2 separate regions of the Homo sapiens genome follow, and region 1 is linked to region 2. Evidence: read pairs that join two places in POLR2A ChIA-PET (ENCODE). Cell type or tissue: Panc1. All regions are shown on one strand. Links, peaks and the distances in the headings refer to the core of each region. The heading gives the core; the rest is flanking DNA.

The links. Peaks named below come from ENCODE experiments on the same cell type or tissue, not always from the same donor. Only the 100,000 strongest peaks of a DNase experiment are listed, where the experiment ranks them.
Region 1: POLR2A ChIA-PET joins it to region 2 with 23 read pairs; 2 of 35 experiments call an interaction of 5 or more read pairs at or near these places.

Annotation. Positions count from the first base shown.
Region 1 is chr11:113,946,361-113,954,795 of GRCh38, forward strand. HTR3B (5-hydroxytryptamine receptor 3B) reads left to right here. Exons shown (of 9, transcript NM_006028.5): 9 at 1-2,719. Among named protein-coding and RNA genes, the nearest start is that of HTR3A, 25 kb to the right of the region's middle. RefSeq lists an enhancer at 5,605-6,158. In Panc1, for the core only: no CTCF peak of the experiment used is centred there; no DNase peak of the experiment used is centred there; H3K27me3 peaks cover 488 bases.
Region 2 is chr11:113,856,453-113,864,887 of GRCh38, forward strand. All of the region lies in intron 1 of USP28 (ubiquitin specific peptidase 28), which reads right to left. It also overlaps the pseudogene RNU6-1107P. Among named protein-coding and RNA genes, the nearest start is that of USP28, 15 kb to the right of the region's middle. In Panc1, for the core only: no CTCF peak of the experiment used is centred there; no DNase peak of the experiment used is centred there; H3K27ac peaks cover 646 bases.

The DNA of each region.
Region 1 (8,435 bases), core at 187-8,186, 90 kb after region 2:
TAAATAAATAAATAAATAAATAGCTGGGCATAGTGGCTCATGCCTGTACTCTCAGCTACTTGGGAGGTTGAGGTGGGAGGATTGCTTGAGCCCAGGATTTCAAGGCTGCAGTGAGCCATGATTGCACCACTGCACCCCAGCCTGGGTGACAGAGCAAGACCCTGTCTCAAAAAAAATAAAATAAAAGGCTTTCTGCCTTCATTGCCTCTCCATTGAGTCCAGCTTCATACACCTAATAGTCTGCTGTGTGACCCAAGGATCATATGTTCATGAAAATGTATAAACAGTATGAGTATACAGTAAAAAAGTAAACTTTCCTTCTTATCCCAGTCCACTCACCCAAAGCAACCACTGTTAGTAATTTCTTCCAGAAGATTTCTAGGCACACACATGCATCTATGTATGGTTAAGCAGTTTTTTAAAAAGTGTAAGATAGCTCCATCTTCCAGCCCTGCCTTGGCCATTTATTCAGTCACCCATTCAACAAAACCTTTATTGAGTATTAAGTCCTAGGCATTATGTTAGGCACACCAGAGAATACAAAATAAGTCAGCACAGGTTATTATTCACTTGTTGTGATTCCCATGGTCAACCTGGTACCAACCAACCAGAGCATAAAATTCCTGCCATATCCCTCACCTTCTGAGGCTCTTGTTACCACTTCCCAGCTAAGTCCACTGCCTCCACCCTCTTCCTGTGCCCCTTCAGCAGTGCATCCCCACTGGAGAGAACCCAGGTGCCAAGGCTTCTTTTTTTTTTTTTGAGGCAGAGTCTTGCTCTGTCACCAGATTGGAGTGCAGTGGTGCAATCTTGGCTCACTGTAACCTCCACCTCCCGGGTTCAAGCAATTCCCCTGCCTCAGCCTCCCGAGTAGCTGGAACTACAGGTGCATGCCACCACACCCAGCTAATTTTCTGTATTTTAGTAGCAGGTGCCAAGGCTTCTAAGCCCAGTCTAGCACATCATTTAGTCCACACACAAGGGGCAATGCATGGAGTGGGAGGACAGGCATAGTTCACGGTCCTTTGCTTCAAGGAAGTTATAATCCACTGTCCCTGAACTAGTCAGCTAGGAAATACTACACACTAAGTTGCTTTAAGAGAGATTTATTTTCTCACCAGTCTGGAAGCTAGAAGCCTAAGATCAAGGTGCAAACAGGGTGGGTGGCTTTCTTCTGAGCCCTGTCCTTGGCTTGCAGGTTGCTGACTTCTTGCTTTGTTTTCACATGACCTTTCCTCTGTGCATGCTCATGTCTGTGTCCAGATTTTCTCTTCTAACAAGGGCACCAGTGTTGTTGGTTTAGGGTCCATCCTAGTGACCTCTTTTAACCTTAATCACTTTTTTCAAGGCCCTATGTTCAAACAGTCATATTCTGAGTACTAGGGGTTAGGATGTCAACATATGAATTTTGGGGAGTGGGCAGCAGACAAAGGGGACATATTTCAGCCCATAACACTAGTGATTCCGGAGGTTTAGCAAGTCCAGATTCTGCAGAGTAGGCTGGCAGGCTGGAGACCTGCTGACAGTCTTAACGCTGTCAGTAGAAGACACAAAAGTCCAAAAGCTGTTTGCTAGAAACTTTTTCCAGCACTAAAATTGCCTTTAGAAAAATCTGCCCCCCTCCATCCCCCCAAAGAAAAAGAATTTAAATTCAAACAGCCTTTACCTGCATCTTCCCTCTCTCATTACCTCCCAGTTAGTGCTCAGCGCCAATTGTCCATGAAATTCCACTGCTGCTGTTAATGAAATGAGGAACATAAGAAGTTTGTGAACAGGAAGTGTCCATGCAAACCTCCACCTGTTTCCTTCCTCACTTCCTACTTTCTACTGCTGGCCTCCTCTGCTTTGACGTGCTCAGTTAGGCATCACGGTCCTGATGTCACCTTAGCTTGCCATCCATGTCGATTCTGGCTTTCTCCACTTCCTCCTCCAGTTAACAGAGGAGGAAAGGAGGAAAAGGCCTGAGGTGAACTCCTCACTGTGGGGTCTCTCTCCTTCCCAACTATGTCTTAGAGAAAGCACCAGTGTCAGAGTCAGGAGTCCTGATGATTACGGTCCTGGCTCTGCCATTACCTAGCCAGGGGACCTCTGTGAGCTTAACTTCTCAGACTTCAACTTACCTTATTTGAAATTGGGGCTGTTTATATTTGCTCTACCCCTATCAAAGAGTTATGAGGATCAAAATGAAAAAATGTATTGAACAATGCTTTGAAAAGTAAATAATGGGGCGTGGTGGCTCACGCCTATAATCCCAACACTTTGGGAGGCTGAGGTGGGTGGATTACCTGAGGTCAGGAGTTTGAGACCAGCCTGACCAACATGGAGAAACCCTGTCTCTACTAAAAATACAAAATTAGCCAGGCGTGGTGGCACATGCCTGTAATCCCACCTACTCGGGGGGCTGAGGCAGGAGAATCGCTTGAACCCAGGAGGTGGAGGTTGCGGTGAGCCGAGATCGTGCCATTGCACTCCAGCCCGGGCAACAAGAGCTAAACTCTATCTCAAAAAAAAAAAAAAGTTTAAAGTGCTTTGGGAAGGGGGAGGGATAGCATTAGAAGATATACCTAATGTTAATGGGTGCAGCACAGCAACGTGGCACGTGTATACATATGTAACAAACCTGCACGTTGTGCACATGTACCCTAAAACTTAAAGTATAATTTAAAAAAAAGTAAATAATGCATCACAAAATAAAGATAAGACCTGCTTGCTATCAACAGATGGACTCCAGTCTTGAGTTTTTGGTGTGGGATCTGATTTCCAGCTCCCTCTATCAGAATCCAGTCATGGGGTCTGGTACTCTCCTCCAGTTGTTCCACTATTATAGGATCCAAAGGCCAAGGGCTGAAGTCATCACATGCCTCCTTACAGAGAAACTTGTGTGGCAGGGGTTGCCAAAGGGACTTCCCAGTCCATCTCACATGAAGCTCACCTTTGTTCCATTCGCAGATGACATTGCCCAGGTTCTTTACATCAGCCTCTAACAAGCAGCCCTTTAAGAGTGAAGCCTGGCCGCCAAACTGGTCCCCGGTACACTTCCTTCGTCTAGTGGCAAGTGGCCTTAATCACAACTGCAGCCCAGAACTCATTCAAAGCCCCAGAGTCAGGCCTGCATCCTGAAGCAATGACATTGTAAACCAAAAATAAAATTCTAAGGGCCCCCCAACCATCTGAATGGACTCCATCCTTTCAGTGAGGACATCCCAAAGACTGGGGTTCAGGCCATGATGGGCAGCGGGGGTCGGAAATGCCTCATGATGCCCTCCTCTCTTTCGGAATTCAGGAAAAGTTGACCAGCACCAGCATTAACATCAATACAGATCTTAAGTCTGATAAGAAACATTTACAATCTGGCTGGGCGCAGTGGCTCATGTCTGTAATCCCAGCACTTTGGGAGGCCGAGGCGGGTGGATCACTTGAGGTCAGGAATTCAAGACCAGCCTGGCCAACATAATGAAACCCCATCTCTACTAAAAATACAAAAATTAGCTGGGCATGGCGGCACATGCCTGTAATCCCAGCTACTTGGAAGGCTGAGGCAGAAGAATTGCTTGAACCTGGGAGGTAGAGGTTGCGGTGACCTGAGATCGCACCACTGCACTCCAGCCTGGGCAACAGAGTGAGACTCTGTCTCAAAAAAAAAAAAAAAGAAAAGAAACATTTACAATCTACTCTCTCTGAAGCCTGCTGCCTGGAAGCTTCATCTGCATGATAAAACTTTGGTCTCCACAACCACTTACCATAATCCAGACATTCCTTTCTATTGACAATAACTCTTTTAAACAATAGCCAATCACAAAAATTTTAAATCTACTTAGGATCTGAAACCCCTTGCCCCACTGGCTTTAAGTTGTCCCCCCTTTCTGGACGGAATCAATATGTATCTTAAATGTATTTGATTGATGTCTCATGTCTCCCTAAAACGTACAAAACCAAGCTGTGCCCTGACCACCTTGGGCACATGTTCTCAGGGTCTCCTGGGGGCTGTGTCACTGGCCGTGGTCACACATATTTGGCTCAGAATAAATCTCTTCCAATATTTTACAGAGTTTGACTCTTTTCTTCGACAACATCATGAACAAATGGCACTACAGATCTCCTCCTGGAATAGTGTCCCTCTGTGGTGGGAGGAATATGGGGTGCCAGCAGCCCTTATTTGCAGAGCAGCTTTAGCTCAGCCCCTCCAAATGTTCATACATTTCATGATTCCTGTTTCATAGAGAAAGGAAACTGAGGAACAGAGCAAAAATGGGATTCTCCCAGCTGTGAGCACTCCTACCATCTGCTCTTTCGCAGAATCCAAGGTGGTTTCAGCACTCACCAAGAAATCACAGCTCCAGTTCTGGGGACTTCACTGATGTCTAGAACAAAGACTTAGTTAACTCCCAGGCCAGCCAGGCAGCCCCAGTTCATCATGTTGTAGAACTTTCTCCTTAGTACAGCTAAAAACAGAGTCCTTGTCATACAGCCATGAAAAATTAGGCTTGCAGACACTTTGAAAATGGAATTTACTGGGCAAAAAAAAAAAAAAAAAAAAAAAAAAAATGGAAATAGGGACTCTCAGCAAAGCGAGAGTCTGCTAGCCAGTTTTCCCACCTCACAAATTGAATTCCTAGTTACCACATCCCAGAACAGGAGAGAGAGGCCAGGCTTCTCCTCCCCGCAGAGGGCACGAACTTTCCATGGCTCTACCCTGCTCTTCCAGCATGCGGGCTGGTCAGGGGTTCTCCAGGGATCTTCCCCCTTTGTACTTGGCTCTCTTAATTATATTTCTTTTTTTTTTTTCTTTTTTTTGAGACAGAGTCTCACTCTGTCGCCCAGGCTGGAGTGCGGTGGTGCGATCTTGGCTCACTGCAGTCTCCACCTCCTGGGTTCAAGCGATTCTTGTGTCTCAGCCTCCTGAGTAGTTGGGACTACAGGCATGCGCCACCACACTTGGCTAATTTTTGTATTTTTAGTAGAGACAGGGTTTCACCATGTTGGCCAGGCTGGTCTCGAACTTCTGACCTCAGGTGATCCTCCCACCTCAGCCTCCCAAAGTGCTGGGATTACAGGTGTGAGCCACCACGCCTGGCCTCAATTATATTACAAGACGACTTCTGAGTGCTGCTCTGATGACCTCCCCGAGCCTCTGCAGCCTTGAGTATTGCCAATAATCAGGTGGCAGAGGGTCTCCTTTTCCTCCCAAGATACCCGCCACACCTTTTGCAGTTGTCCTAGAGGAGCAGTAGCTGCCATGATAAAGGAAGCTGAGTTTTTCACCTTTTAAACCACTGTGACACAGCACGTCTCCTGGGGTCTGACGTCCCAGCCTGGATGAGCCAGAACCGGGAAGCAAATGAGAGTGGCCATGAGGGGAGCCAGAGTGAAAGTGCCGTTGCTAGAATGCATCCTCCTCTCAGCTCAGCCTCAAGGCTTCCCCAGATGCTCTCCCTTCTCAGAGATCTAATGACACATGTTAAGGCAAGGTTAGTAGAAGTGGGTGGAGTCTGAATTTTATCCTGCCCTGTGGCTCTGAGGCTTCTAGGAAACTTCAGAGCTTGGGTTTTAAGGTAAAATCCACCAATCAATTCTTGCATGGTGGATTGTCTCCTCAGGGCAGAGAGCCCTTCGGGAAGGCCGGGCTTCCTTCCTTGCAACCCCCTCTGTGACCCTGGGCTCCACCTCAGCCATCACCCTGTCGAGCTTAGCCTACCTTGTCCTGTTCCCTCGATCAGACTCCATCTCAGCAGCCGGAACTGCTCAGTCCTGACTTATTTACCTGCGGAGACAGTAAGAGCTTCATAATTAGCTGAGCAACAGCATGGAGGCTTTTATGAGCAGCCACGCTCCCCCCACACTCTGGTGTCCGTAATTGAAATGACCCACGCCAGTGATTAGATTAGGGGGCTGAAGAAGCCCAGCACGCTGCTCCCCGTCCTGTCGGGGAGGTGATGTAATTAAGTTTGTGCTTCATTTGGCAGAGGCTATAAAGCAGGAATTGCATCAAGGTTTTCTGCAGGGGTGGAAGGAACTGCTGGGCTGTGGGCGGCCTCTGTGTCAGGCAAGACTACAGATCTGAGTGAGAGGGAGCCCCTTGCTCCCCCTTTACCTTACCCTCTGTACCTCTCCCACAGCCTGTGTTGGCCTTTGAAGGCCTGGGGTGTGTGTAAGTCTAGCGGGAAGGTCATCCCTCCTCAGTGTCACTGGTAACCCGGGCTGCATGTGGACAGCCAGCTCCTGGTCACCCTGCTCATCCTCTTTGAAGAGCGCCAGGCTGAGAGCAAGGGAATCGGGTGCTGTTGGCAGTTCTTTTTCTCCCCATATCCCTGCCCAGTCTCGGCTTGCAGCTCTTCCTTCCACAAGCCTCCTTCTCTACCCCAGCCCCATTCTCCTGCGGTCTCTTCCCACCACCTGCCCTTTTGCACGCGGGGCTGGCTTTGGCCAAGTTGTGCAATAGCTGAAGTTTCTTCTCATTCCTTCCTCTTTCCCACGCGTATCTACCCAGGGACCTATGTCGGCACACTGCCCAAAGGACATCTCACTGTTGTGTTCTTCCCAAATCTACCTTCCCGGACACTGTGCACAAATGAGACCAAAAATCCTTCCACTGTGCCAATGCCTTTTAAATACAGTCATTTAAAATTAATCTGTTCTGAAATACAAACTGGTGAAATGAGTTCATGCCACATTTTCAACCTGGGGTATATTATCCCTAGCATGGCTCAGCAGTGTGCTAGCTATACTCAAAACCCCAGAATGAACATGATTTCCCTTCTAAAGCATTGGTTTTACTCAACAGTATATTGTTACGAGAATTATTTACTTTCCTATGAAAATACATACTGATATATTTTGGTGAAGAAACAAAAATTTAGAATAAAACCTTAAAGATACAACTTTATTTTTAAAAATATTTTATTTTTAATTATTAGGGGTACATATTTATAGGGTACATGTGATATTTTGATACAAGTATACAATGTGTAATGCTCAAATCAGGGTAACTGAAATATCCATCATCTCAAGAATTTATCATTTTTTTGTGTTAGGAACATTCCAACTCCACTGTCCAGTTATTTTGGGTTTTATTTATTTGTTTGCTTTGAGACAGAGTCTCGCTCTGTCACCCAGGCTGGAGTGCAGTGGCACGATCTCAGCTCACTGCAACCTCCGCCTCCTGGGTTCCAGCGATTATCCTGCCTCAGCCTCCTGAGTAGCTGGGATTACGGGTACACACCAGCAGGTCTAGCTAATTTTTGTATTTTTTAGTAGAGACAGGGTTTCGCCACGTTGGCCAAGCTGGTCCCGAGCTCCTGACATCCAGTGATCCACCCACCTCAGCCTCCCAAACCGTTGGGATTACAGGCATGAGCCACTGCGCCCGGCCTCACTCTTTGGTTATTTTGAAATGTACAATAAATTATTGTTGACTATAGTTGTCCTATTGTGCTACTGGTCACTAGATCTCATTCCTTCTATCTAACTGGATTTTGTACCCATTAACTATTTCCTCTTTACCCCCCCTCCCTCCCCACTACCTTTCCCAGCCTCTGGTAACCATCGTTCTGCTATCTCCATGAGTTCAACTGTTTTGTTTTGTTTTGTTTTGTTTTTAGCTCCCACATATAAATGGGAACATGCAATGCTTGTCTTTCTGTGCCTGGCTTATTTCACTTAACATAATGACCTCCAGTTCCATTCATGCTGCAAATGACAATTTAATTCTTTTTTATAGCTGAATAATATTTCATTGTGTGTATGTACCACATTTTCTTTATGCATTCATCTATTGATGGACACTTAGGTTGATTCCATATTAAAGATAAAACTTCAGGCTTCATGGAAGGGGATCCTTTTTGGCTCTGCCCTTGCTTTAAAATATATCATACTAATACAAAATTTGAGGTATTGGCAAGGCCAACAGATCAGGAGACAATTGCTGGAAAAGATAGTTTATTATTCCTAGTTCCCAACAGGGGAGCATGAGCCACACTTCACCGTGGGAAGTGGGGCATGCAAGCAGAAAACACCCAGGTTGATTACAGGGTTAGGGGGTGGGGAGGCGCTGTGAGGAAGAGCCTTAATTGTTTCTGCGGGAAAGAGCAGGTAAGGCAGGGTAAGCAGGCTTAGGACGGGCTAGCGTGAATCATTTCAGGGGACTCTGGGGCATGGCAGCTCTCCCTAGTTGTCTGATATCCGGCTCTGAGATGATTAGGGCATGTGGATAGTGGCCTGGAGTATGAGAACCTGATAAAAAAGGTTACTGGGGATGTGGGCACTGGATTGGTTTGTATTTGAAAAGTTTGCTTGTAGGCGAGTTGTTTGCTATCTCTAGGAATTGGCTATCCCTGGAAGGGGCAGTCTCGCCAGGGTCAGCAAGGCCCCAGATGTCAAAGCATCAGAATATAAAAAATAAAAGACAAGGTTAATACAGCCCCTCTGAGATTCCAGTC
Region 2 (8,435 bases), core at 58-8,057:
TTTAGCCAGGTGCTGCTATAAACACTTAGCAAGTATTAACTAATTTAACTCACTGAACCCTCATAACAGACCTATGACATAGGTATTACGCCTGTCCTACAAAAAGCTGAGGCACAGAGAGATTAACTTTACACAAAGTTACTGCTGATAAGGGATGCACTATACCACGCTGTATCTGAGAAGACAAAAAGATAGGCAAGAATACCTATCTAATGCAAAAAAACGCAAATATCTTATTCTTGTATGTTTTATTTATTTTTATTTATTTATTTATTTCTGAGACAGAGTCTCACTGTGTCGCCCAGGCTGGAGTGCAATGGAGCAATCTCGGCTCACTGCAACCTCCGACTCCCGGGTTCAAGCGATTCTCCTGCCTCAGCCTCCCAAAGTGCTAGGATTACAGGTGTGAGCCACCACACCCAGCCTATTTTTATATTTTGACCTTGATCTTTGCACCCTAACAAGTTTATTTTAAAAATCTGCTTGTCCTTATACAATCACAAGTTTGATTACTTAGTAGTGCAATCTGTTCTAAACCAGCTATCATCAGAAGTAGAGAGGTAAATATTACATTTGACTAAATCTAAGGTGCCATCGGTTGAAAACAAAGAAAGGAAAACTGCTGCCACTTGAACTATGACACAATGTCTTCACGGCAGTCCTGGGAGACATATAAATAAGTCACACTAGCTTCTTAAATCTCTGAACTTTTTCATTTATGTTGAGGAATACAGCAATTTCCCCTGCTTCCAGGTGCACTGCTTGGCATGTGATAGGCAATTCTTTCACATATTTCTCGGCAACAAAACTTAACACAGCATAATACATTTATGCTATCTTCCCTTCTGGGTTGCATAAAGCACTTGACTGTAGCTTTGCAAGAAAATCTGAAACTGTAAACATTCCTCCAAAGGTAAATATTTTGCTTCATATAAAATCAAATTTATACCCCGCCATTCTGCTTCCATGCCTTTCTTCATACACAGGTTTTTTGGTTTTTTTGTTTTGTTTTAATCTCAATGTTGAATCACAGTGTAAATTTTTAAGTGACATACGCAATGGCAAGTAAACCATGTGGTACTAACAGACTGTCAACTGTTGTTATAACAATAGTAACAGCTATGACCAGGTTCATACAAGTGCAGACAATGACAACATCACATCTGCTACTTGGATGATAGTAAAAATGTTAAGAACATCTTGATCTCAGAGATCTCAGAATGCCAAATAAATGTGAATCAATGAAATATAGTATCCAAATACTAATTTACTAATTATTTACATTTGACCTTGGATTAAAGTCAGTTACACTGTAATATTACCATTCCTCTTTCTCCATTTTGTAATAGGTAGCAGTGGACATCAATATATCTGGGATAACACAATCAGGAAAGGAAAATAAACTCTTTCGTTTCCTTTTTTTTTTGAGACAGGGTCTCGCTCTGTGGCCCAGACTGGAGTGCAATAGCATGGTACAATCTTAGCTCACTGCAGCCTCGGCATCCCAGGCTCAGGTGACTCTCCCACCTCAGCTTCCCGAGTAGTTGGGACTACGGGTGCCCACCACCACGCCCAGCTAGTTTTCCTATTTTTAGTAGACATGGGGTTTCTCCATGTTGGCCAGGCTGGTCTCAAACTTCTGGCCTCAAGTGATCCACCTGTCTCAGCCTCCCAAAGTACTGGGGTTACAGGCGTGAGCCACTGCACCTGGCCTAGTGACCTTTTTTTAAAGGCTACTGGGTAGAGATGACAACTATGTAAAATAATTTTGTATAGCTCCAACAACAATGTTCTACATGGAAATTCAAATCCAAATTCCTCATCTTGTCATTCAAAGACCATTACCTGATCCCCCCTTAGCCTGTTCCACCTTTTCTCCTCTCAGTTCCTTACTGCAAACTCATTCTCTCATGCATAGACTGTTGCTCCTAAAATCACTAGTAATACCACCTACATTATTAAACTATGGTATGCCAACTACATTCAGGGGTTATATTTGTCTTACCTCCTCCATATGAAGTCCTTCTAAGAACTCTGGCCCATACTGTTCTCTCCCCTTTCTCATCTCCCATGTTAAGGAAATGAATACGCCTGTGACTGAATGTGGCTCCCTGTCTTCACTTGATATTCCTCATCATGTGGTTCTCTAATTGTTTTATTTTATTTTAATTTTTTTTGAGACGGAGTCTTGCTGTCACCCAGGCTGGAGCGCAGCGGCGCAATCTCAGCTCACTGCAAACTCCACCTCTTGGGTTCAAGCGATTCTCCTGCCTCAGCCACCTGAGCAGCTGGGATTATAGGCACCCACCACCACGCCTAGCTAATTTTTGTATTTTTAGTAGAGATGAGGATTCATCATGTTGGCCAGGCTGGTCCCAAACTCTTACCTCAAGTGATCCACCCACCTCGGCCTCCCAAAGTGTTGGGATTACAGGCATGAGCCACCGGGCCAGGCCTGTTCTCTAATTGTTTTAAATATGAAATTCTTGCCTTCTTTAAAGGAAGAATCATGCAGTACACTGCCTAATTTGAATCATCCATAGGACAGTGCTGATAATAATGAGAACTAACATTTATTGAACAACTACTTTAATTTTTTTTTCTTTTTGGAAATGGGGGTCTCGCTATGTTGACCAGGCTGGCCTAACTGCTGGACTCAAAGGATCCTCCCACCACAGCCTTCCAGGTTGTTGGGACTACAGGCACACATCACCATACCTGGCTTAACATATGACAGGAAACAGGCACCTTACATGCATGTAATCCTAATAACAAAGGCAGGCATTGCACACGTTAGGAAATTAAGGTTTACAAAATCTATTTATCATCAAATGACTTGAATTAAAAGCTAAATCAAAGATAGCTATAAAACACATAGCTATTAAGGGTCTAAGTGCTTGCTTGAGCAGTACATTAACTAAAATTGGAACAATACAGAGATTAGCATGGACCCTGTGCAAGAATAACATGCAAATTCATGAAGTGTTCCATAATTTAAAAATAAAAATAAAATGTAAAGAGTATGGTATGAATAACAAATTTCACATGCATTATTTATATACATATACAAATGCTATGACATGACCCAGTCTTGTAAAGATTTAGCTAAAGTTCTTAACAGAACCCGCACTCCAAATCCTCGTACTATATATATATATTTATATAAATATTAATTTTACAGTAACACTAAACCCATCAGGATCCTACCATATTACTAACTCACTTCACCTGAACTTCACAGAAAGAGGATTTAAATATTAACTTCACTCTACCTTGCTATATGTAAAGTACACACCCAACAAGGAGACAAGACAAAGCCTGTACTCCTCTCACAATGAAGTCAAATAACTTGCAAGAGCCAACAGGTTTGCATTTCCTGAGCTAAATTCACATTGTTTTCACAAAACAAAAAGTACTCCCTTTTCTTGCCCAGAGGCAGTAAAGAAAGACAGGCAAACACAAACCTTTACCAGGAAGGAACTCAAGCTTTTTGACCTCACTGCTACTCAGTGGTTTTGGTGCAATCTAGCCCACTTCTCAGGAAGGAGATTTTCTTAGAGCAAAAACAACTCACCCACAATCAGCAATTAACAAGATTATTCAGACACTAAAAACCTTAAGCTATCAAGTTTCTGTAACAATCAATACCTGGCCTGATCCCACAGTAACTAGGTTAAAACTCTCTGATGAAATAATGCAAAATATTTCATTACTAATCGTTAAAACTCCTAATTTAGCATTGTGATGAGAAGCTTTATAGGTTATTCCATTCCTTCAAACAGTGATGCTATTTTCATCATTCTGATGCACATATTTCCTGATATCAATTGTCTAGTCTTACAAAGACATTTCTAAATTTACAACTAAGTAAATAATTAATAAATGTTCCCTTACTCCAAAGAACTACCAAGGTGTGCCTAATAAAATTCCTTCCAAAGCTAAAGATCTGGTTCGCAATTATAAAATAAAACTTAAGTACCCAAGGGAAGCAAAAAAAAAAAAAAGAAAAAACAAAAAACAAAAACAAAACCAACTGAAGAGTCAAAGAAAACATATAGTATCAATGCCAAAAACTCTGGCCAGGTGCAGTGGCTCATGTCTGTGATCCCAGCACTTTGGAAGGTGAAGGCAGGCGGATCACAAGGTCAGGAGTTCAAGACCAGCCTGGCCAATATGGTGAAACCCCATCTCTACTAAAGAAAAAAAAAATACAAAAATTTGCCAGGCATGGTGGCGGGCACCTGTAGTCCCAGCTACTCGGGAGGCTGAGGCAGAGGAATTGCTTGAACCTGGGAGGCGGAGCTTGAAGTGAGCCAAGATTGCACCGCTGCACTCCAGCCTGCACAACAGAGCAAGACTGTGTCTCGAAAAAAAAAAAAATAAGGGCCGGGCTTGGTGGCTCATGCCTGTAATCCCAGCACTTTGGGAGGCCGAGGCAGGCAGATCACGAGGTCAGGAGCCCGAGGCCATCCTGGCTAACACAGTGAAACTCCGTCTCTACTAAAAACACAAAAAATTAGATGGGCGAGGTGGCAGGCACCGGTAGTCCCAGCTACTCGGGAGGCTGAGGCAGGAGAACCTGGCGTGAACCTGGAGGTGGAGGTTGCAGTGAGCCAAGATCGCACCACTGCATTCCACTCCAGCCTGGGCGACAAAGCGAGACTACACCTCAAAAAAAAAAAAAAAACCACCTCTGTCTGGACAACAGAGATGGTTGCTAACCTTTCCAACCTCCATAAAACAAGGAATGGCCCTCAAAAGCCTTGGTATTTTTTCAGTTTTTCTTCCAGCAACAATGCCCTGCTGATCCAATTTATTCATGGAATAGAAACCTAAAGTAGCCATAAGAATATGGCTGTCTAAAAAAGATAAACAGCAGCTTTCTGTGGACACAGCTAAATTCCCTGAAATAGACTACTTGATAATTTTTGTGAATGATGCAAATGTCAGTACATGATGAAAATGCCTGTTTGAGTTTATTAACTGGCTTAAAGTTTTTAAAAACCATTAAAAGTGTTTAAAATTTAGCCACTATTATATCATGTAGAGGGGTTAAAACTGGGACTTAAAAACAAGAAAAAAAAGGAATTAATCATTATTTACTTTTTAAATTTTTTCCATCTCTTTCTTCACATGTACTAAGAGATTCCAATAGTACAAAAGGGTATAAAATGAAAAGGAAATCACCTTCTTCCCGACCTAGTTCTATTTCCCAGGGGCTACTACCATTAACAGTTTCTGTTATCTTTCCCGAAATTGTCTATGCACATGAATATATTTTTTCATATGATACATAATGTCCTATACCTTGCTTTTTCCTTATTTTAGAATACATTAAGACAATATTTTTCATTTCTTTGAATACATGTTCCAACTAAATATGAGAAATGAGGCTGACAAACATATCGAACACATCTCCAAAAATGAAGGAAAATACAATTTTTAACAACATATTGGTAGGGCTAATTGAAAAACTGGGAAAATATCAGGGAAAGATATGAGAAATCAAATTTACATGCTTACAGTTTTAGAAATATAGCAATGGTAAAATTTTAAGTTATTACTAGCTGGGTCTTCGTGTGTAGTTTCTATTTTTAATAAATAACAGAGATTGCTGGGTGTGGTGGCTCACGCCTGTAATCCCAGCACTTTACGGGGCTGAGGCGGGCGGATCACCTGAGGTCAGGAGTTCAAGACCAGCCTGGCCAACACGGTGAAACCCCATCTCTACTAAAAATACAAAAATTAGCTGGGTGTGGTGACAGGTGCCTGTAATCCCAGCTACTTGGGAGGCTAAGGCAGGAGAATGGCTTGAACCCAGGAGGCGGAGGTTGCAGTGAGCTGAGACTGCGCCACTGTACTCCAGCCTGGGCGACAAGAGCAAGACTCTGTCTCAAATAAATAAATAACAGAGATCAGAGAGGTGATGTGGGATTGGATTACAAAGGGTTCTAAATGTCAGGAAGAGTTTAGGTTTGATCTGATGAACAATGGATAATCACTGCAGGCTCCTCAGCAGGGAAGATATACGAAGGAAGAAAAGGCATTTAAGTGGATTAATCTAGCCCACGTGAACAACTGGTTCAACGTGGGATGACACTAGGAAAAGAAAGCTTGAGTTACAGGGCTACTGAGTAAACGAACTGTGACGAGAGAGGCAGGATGCTGGTAGGCAAAACATCAAAGTAGGACATACTCTGAACATCTCAAAGAATGAAGAGAGAAAGCTTAGTCATACATTTGCAATGGATGCCTAAGAGAATGCCATTGCCAATAACATAAAAGGAAACCAAACAATGTGATATACCACACCAACAGAATGAAGGAGAAAAAAAACAATGGTCACCTTGATTGATACAGAAAAACATCTGACAAAATCCAACACACATTCATAATAAAAACAATCAGAAAACTAGGAATAAAAGGTAATTCCCTCAACATGATACAGGGCCTTTATAAAAAAACCAAGAGTTAAGATCATATTCAATGGTGAAAGGCTGAAAGCTTTACCCCTAAAATCAGGAACAAGACAAAGATGCCCACTTTCACCACTGCTATTCAACACTGTACTGGAAGTTTAAGCCAGAGCAACCAGGCAAGAATAAAAAATAAATGGCACCTAAATTATAAAGTATAAAAAAGTAAAACAGTATTCACAAAATGACATGATCCTATATATACAAAATCCCAAAGATTCTGCAAAAAAGTTACCAGAGCTGGTAAACAAATTCAGCAGCTTCAAGGTAAACAGGCAAAATTCAGTTGTGTTTTTATAAAACAGCAATAAGAAATCAAAAAGGAAATTAAAAAAAAATTACATTTACAATAGCATCCTAAAGAATAAAATACTTAGGAATAAATTTGACCAAAGAGGTAAAAAACCTGGGCCGGGCGCAGTGGGTCACTGCTGAGGCTGGGTGCGATGGCTCACACCTGTAATCCCAGCACTTTGGGAGGCTGAGGCGGGCAGATTGCTTGAGCTGAAGTGTTCGAGACCAGCCTGAGCAACGTGGCAAAACACATCTCTACAGAAAACACAAAAATTAGTCGGGTGTGGTGGCGCGTGCCTGTAGTCCCAGCTTCTCAGAAGGCTGAAGTGGGAGGATTGCTTGAGCCCAGAAGATGGAGGTTGCAGTGAGCCAACATTGTGCCACTGCGCTCCAGCCTGGCAACAGAGTGAGACCCTGTCTCAAAAAAAAAAAAAAAAATTAGGCCGGGCGCGGTGGCTCACGCCTGTAATCCCAGCACTTTGGGAGGCTGAGGCGGCCGGATCACAAGGTCAGGAGATCGAGACCATCCTGACTAACACGGTGAAACCCTGTCTCTACTAAAAATACAAAAAATTAGCCGGGCATGGTGGCCGGCGCCTGTAGTCCCAGCTACTCGGGAGGCTGAGGCAGGAGAATGGCATGAACCCGGGAGGCGGAGCTTGCAGTGAGCCGAGATCGCGCCACTGCACTCCAGCCTGGGCGACACAGCGAGACTCCGTCTCGAAAAAAAAAATTGCTGGTCACGGTGGCTCACGCCTGTAATCCCAGCACTTTGGGAAGCTGAGGCGGATGGATCACCTGAGGTCAGGAGTTTGAGACCAGCCTGGCCAACATGGTGAAACCCCCATCTCTACTAAAAATACAAAAAATTAGCCAGGCATGGTGGCATGTGCCTGTAGTCCCAGCTACTCGGGAGGCTGAGGCGGGAGAATCCCTTGAACTCCAGAGGTGGAGGCTGCAGTGAGCCAAGATCTCACCACTGCACTCCAGCCTGGGCAACAGAGTGAGACTCTGTCTCAAAAAAAAGGTAAAAAAACTGATGAAAGAAGTTAAAGACCTAAATAAATTGAAAAACATCCAGGTTCATGAACTGGAAAACTGTACTAGTCAGAGTTCCCCAGAGAAACAGAAGCAAAAGGAGATAAATATAAGAGGTGAAATTTATTATAAGGAATTGGCTCACATGACTGCGGAGACTGAGAAGTCTCAAGATCTGCAGTTAGCAAGCTGGAGAACCAGGAGACCAGCGGTGTAGTGTTAGTGTAAGTATGAGACCCAAGAACCAGGAAAGTTGAGTGTGTAAGTTCCAGTCTGAGTCTGAAGTCCTGTGAACCAAAAGAGCTGATGGTTGTCTAAGTTCCAGTGCCAGGACCAAGGAAAATCAATGTCCCAGCTCAAGTAGTCAGGCAAGCAAAGTTTCCTCTTACTCAGCATTTTTGTTCTATTCAGGTCTTGATTGAATGAGGCCCACTACCCACATTAGGGAGTTCAAACTGCTCTACACAGTCTACTGATTCAATGTTAATCTTATCCAGAATCACGCTCACAGACACACCTAGAATAATGTTTGACCAAATGTCTGCATACATACCTCATGGCCCAGTCAACTGACACATTAACTTAACCATCATGAAGACAGTATTGTTTTTTGGAGATGGGGTCTGT